2 separate regions of the Homo sapiens genome follow, and region 1 is linked to region 2. Evidence: read pairs that join two places in POLR2A ChIA-PET (ENCODE). Cell type or tissue: PC-9. All regions are shown on one strand.

The links. Peaks named below come from ENCODE experiments on the same cell type or tissue, not always from the same donor. Only the 100,000 strongest peaks of a DNase experiment are listed, where the experiment ranks them.
Region 1: POLR2A ChIA-PET joins it to region 2 with 6 read pairs; 2 of 35 experiments call an interaction of 5 or more read pairs at or near these places.

The regions. Positions count from the first base shown.
Region 1 is chr9:69,941,708-69,944,207 of GRCh38, reverse strand. No RefSeq gene overlaps it. Among named protein-coding and RNA genes, the nearest start is that of MAMDC2, 100 kb to the left of the region's middle. In PC-9, no CTCF peak of the experiment used is centred here; no DNase peak of the experiment used is centred here.
Region 2 is chr9:69,644,508-69,647,007 of GRCh38, reverse strand. The region is part of intron 1 of APBA1 (amyloid beta precursor protein binding family A member 1); the gene reads left to right. Among named protein-coding and RNA genes, the nearest start is that of APBA1, 27 kb to the left of the region's middle. In PC-9, no CTCF peak of the experiment used is centred here; a DNase peak (open chromatin) is centred at 1,227.

The DNA.
Region 1 (2,500 bases), 300 kb before region 2:
TGCCTCTGAAAAGCCCACACTGGCCAATATTTTCCTAGGTTTTAGTACCGCATTATTTTACATATTTTATTCATCTGTTTCTCTTCCCTTTCTCATCAACCCTTTCATTTATGTTTAAACAACTCTATTTAGATATAACTCACAAACCATACAATTCACTCATTTAAAGTCTACACTTCAATGGTTTTTAGTATATTCACAGATATGTGCGACCTTCACCACAGTCAATTTTATGACATTTTTATCACATCAACAAGAAACTCCAAATGGTTACAGTCTCTAGATACCACCCTCATATCCACCCATTCCCTCTTCAGCCTTAAGCAAACACTAATCCAATTTCTGTTTCCATAGATTTCTGTATTCTGGGCTTTCATATGAATGGAATCAACTGACGTGGTCTTTTGTAAGTGGCTTCTTTCACTTGGCATGTTTTCAAGGTTTATCCAAATTATAGCAGGTGTTAGTACTCCATTGTATTGGCTGAAATAATATTCCATTGTATGAATATACCACATTTTGTTTATTCATTTACTGATAGACATTTGAGTTATTTCCACCTCTGGGCTATTATGAATAATGCTGCTATGCACATTTGTGTTTAAGTTTTTGCATGGACATATGTTTTCTTTTCTCTTATATACCTAGGATTAGAATTGCTGGGGCATATGGTAACTCTATGTTTAATTATGTCAGGAACTGCCAGACTGTTTTCCACAGCAGTGGAACCATGTTACATTCCCACTGGTGGTATATGAGGGTTCCAATTTCTCTACATCTTCAGCAACATTTGTTGTCATTATTTAACTTTTTTATTCTAGCCATCCCAGTCAGTGTGAAGTAATATCTCGTTCTGGTTTTAATTTGCATTTCCCTGATGACTAACGATGTAAATCATCTTTTCATGTGCTTACTGGCCATCTGAATATGGTTCTAGAGAAAAGTCTATTAAGACCCTTTGCCCATTTTCTAATCGGGTTATTTTACTTTTACATTGAGTCATAAAGGTTCTTTACATTCTAGATACAGATTCCTTATCAGATGTATGATTTGCAAATATTTTCTCCCATTCTGTGAGTTGTCTTTCACTTTCCTGACAGTGTCCTGCAATGCATAAAATTTTTTAATTTTGATAAAGTCCAATTAATTTATTTTTTCTTTTGTTGTCCTTGGTTTTGGTGCCATATATAAGAATGCTATGTCAAATTCAAGGTCATGAAGATATACTATGTTTTCTTCTAACGATTTTATCATTTTAGCTCTTATATCTAGGTCTTTGATCTATTTTGAGCTGTTTTTTTTTTTATGGCGTTAGGTGAGAGTCCGACTCTATTCCTTCATCTGCAGTTATCCAGTTGTACCAGCACTATTTGTTGAGAAGATTCTTATCTTCCCATTGAAAGGTCATGGCACCCTTGTCATAAATCAGTTGACCATAAGTGTATGCATCTATTTCTGGACTCTCCATTCTATTCTATTGGTCCATATATCTATTGTTTTGCCAGTCTTCATTACCATTGCTTTGTGGTATGTTTTGAGGTTGGGAAGTGTGAGTCCTCCTATTTTATTCTTTTTCAGGATTTTTCTGGCTATGTTTGTTTCCTTGCAATTATACATGAATTTTACAATCAGCTTGTCAATTTCTACAAAAAAAAAAATCCACAGGGCTTCTGATAGGAGTAGTGTTGAATCTGTAGACCAGTTTGTGGAATATTGCCATCTTAACAATATTAAGTTTTCTGATGCATGAATATGGGTTGATTCCCATCTATCTATCTATATAGTTTCCAGGGTATAAATACCACACTTCTTTTGTTAAATTTGTTCCTAAGTATTTTAATATTTTATTCTTTTTAATGCATGGGATTGTTTTCTTTTCCTTTTTTTTTTTCTTTAGAGACAGGGTCTCACTTTGTTGCCCAGGCTGGTCTCGAACTCCTGGGCTCAAGCAATCCTCCTGCCTCAGCCTCCCAAAGTGCTGAGATTACAGGCATGAGCCACCAGACCCAGCCAGTATTGTTTTCTTAGTTTCCATTTGGATCATTCATTGCATGTGTATAAAAATACAACTAATTTGTATCCTGCAAATTTGGTGAACTTGTTCATTAGTTCTAATCATTTTGGGTGGATTTCTTAAGATTTTCTACATACAAGACTATGTTATCTACTAATAGAAATAGTTTTACTTCTTCCTTTCCAATCTGAATGTCCTTTATTTCATTTTCTTGCCTAATTGCCCTGGCTAGAACCTCCAATACAATATTAAATAGAAGTGGTAAGAGTTGACGTTCTCTTGTTCCTGATCTTGGGGAGAAAGTTGCCACTCTTTTATCATTAAGTATAATGTTAGCTATATAATAATGTCAGGTTTTGTAGATGCCCTTCATCAGGTTGAAAAAAATTTCTTCTATTTCTCATTGTTGATAGTTTTTAAATCATGGAATGCTGTTAAATTTTGTCAAATATTCTTTCTGTATTAATTGAGATGATTGTGTGTTTT
Region 2 (2,500 bases):
ATACTGGGGCTTGAGCGTTTTCTCCCCAGGGTTATAGGCAATTGAAAATCCATTCAGCAGCCTGCGTTCCCCTGTGTCTCAGGACTTATTCATGGAGGGCACTGAGAGGCCTAAGAAAATAGTGTTAATCACAGTTCCTTTGGTGCCTGGGTGTGTCTATATTACCTTCTTCAATTCCCCTCCCATTTTAGGAACCAAATGAGAAATAAAATGCAAGAGACAAATGGAGCTCTGTTATTAATAAAGCCAGTTGGAAACTGTGGCTTAGATGTGTGGCCACTAAAGACTGCCTGGAATTAGTGTCACTCATGCTCTCAGCCCTGGTGCAGGGGGACAGTTCTTGCCTGGTAACTTACCTGCAGGAGAGCAGACCAGAATGCCCCCTTCTGTGGGCAGACAGAGGTGAAAAAGAGCAAGGAAGGCTTGAAGCCAGGCTTGTCTAGGACTTCCTCCGAAGCTCTCCAGAAGGGGTGGATGTTGAGGAGTAGGGTGGGAGTGGGGTGGGAGTAGAGAAACCTGGAGTGTTACTCTCTGCAAATCCCTTCTGAGAACATCAGACCAAGGCAAGGAAGTTGCTCCTAAAATGCTCCAACAGAGATGAAAAGTAACGATCAGCACAATTACAGAAGAAAACAGACCTGTTTTCTATATGTTTTAAAAATATTTTATCATACAAGAATGACACATGCATGGCAGAAAATTTTTGAACTGTATATGAGCAGAATGGAGGAAATCAGTAATTCCTCATTACCCACTACCCCAAGATAATGGCTGTTAACATTTGGGCATATTCTTTTCTTGTGGGTGCAACAAATACAGCATATTTACTATTTTGTAGCCTGCCTCTATAAAAAAACTTGATATTATAAATGAGTTTTAATAAATCTAGAAAATGACTCCTGGGTGCTTATCAAAATAAAACTTTTCCTATTTTCATTTTGCTTATATGTCACAGGACTTACTTTCAACTGGTGTTAAGATTGGTGAGTATGTCTATCCATGTGATATTTAAAGTAAAACAAAACATTTATGGTTTTAAGGTGTATCAGTCAGAGTTCTTAGACACTAGCAACAGAAAATGACTCTGGCTAAGCAGAGACGTGATTGGGCAGCTGGAGAATTGGGAGAACTGGAGAGTCTGAATGAAGGCTGAGCTTCCTGGAGCAGCACCCAACACCAAACCCCAGAACTGGTCTGACGAGAAAGTGCCACCTCTAGGGAGCTCTCGATGCCACGTGACCTGTCTGCCAGGACCTTAATCGCAGCTGCTGGCCCTGCCATCCTCAAAGCTACCTCTGTGTCGAGTGTGCAGCTACAAGGCCACCCTTCTCCTGCCACTGCTGAAGAGAGCACGAGCTCCCCCCTCCCTTTCATAATGTAAGCTCCCAGTCCGCCTCCGTGCAGGCTGCCTGGTTGGCAGAGCTCACTTCTCCCTCAGCCTTTTCTCTAGCTGCAAGGGAAACTGGGCAAGCAAGTCTCTAGCTTTTTTTCTCTCACTTCAGGTAGACGATCTTGCCTCGCCCAACCTGGACTCACAAAGTGGTGAACTTGCCAAACACATAACTCGGTTCAGGCAGTGAGTGGCCAAATGAAAGAAAAATGTTTTGCTTGTGTCATGTTGTTATGAGATCTTGCCTTAACTGATGTTTTCAAATAACTAAACAGCTTCCTGTTCAATCATGTTAGAGAAATTGACCTCAATTCTGTTGGCCTCTGTGGCTTGGACAAAGTTACAGCCTTTCTTACTTACCTATCCCATGAGCCAGTAAGGATCAAGTAAGATGAAAATGCTTTGGAGGTAATAAAAAACATACAAGTTATACTTATTCAACCCCTCGACTAATTTCTCAGTATCTCCTTTCCCTTCCAACATCGATCTTAAACTGTCATCTTGAGGATTATCGTGGATATCCTAATAAACTATCCAGTGACTTCTGGCTTGACACCTTGGCAGCATCTGACACCTCTCCCACCCCCAGTCCCCCACTCCCATCCCCACACATACTTCTACTCACTTTCCAAATTCTATAGATTCTTCCCACCATGTTTTTTTCTGCAGCAGTCTCTGTTTCCAGAGCCCTATCTAGGCCATAATCATCTTCTACCCTGAATAATCACAGGTCACTATCATTCTACCCATTGCTACCAGACATCTTCTTGAAGCACATCTTTTATTACCTACTCCTGCTGAGAAACCATCAGTGGCCCCCCACTACTCACAGAATAAAGTCTGCTTCCAAGGGGTGTCACCATTAGGACCCTGGCTTTCCATCCAGCATGAGTTCACAGTTTTCCACAGACATCCCCAACTCCCTCTACTCAAACCAGTTATTTGTGGGTGAGTTCAAAGAAGCTTAAGCTCTTGGGGTCCCATCTGAGACATGGCCAAGTTGGAAAGAGAAGAACAGGTTTGCTGGGACTCTGTAGGGCTTCTTACAAATGGGACTCTGTAATGAGAGCATTTAGGTTTTTTGAATGGGGAAAGCCATTCATGGAGCTG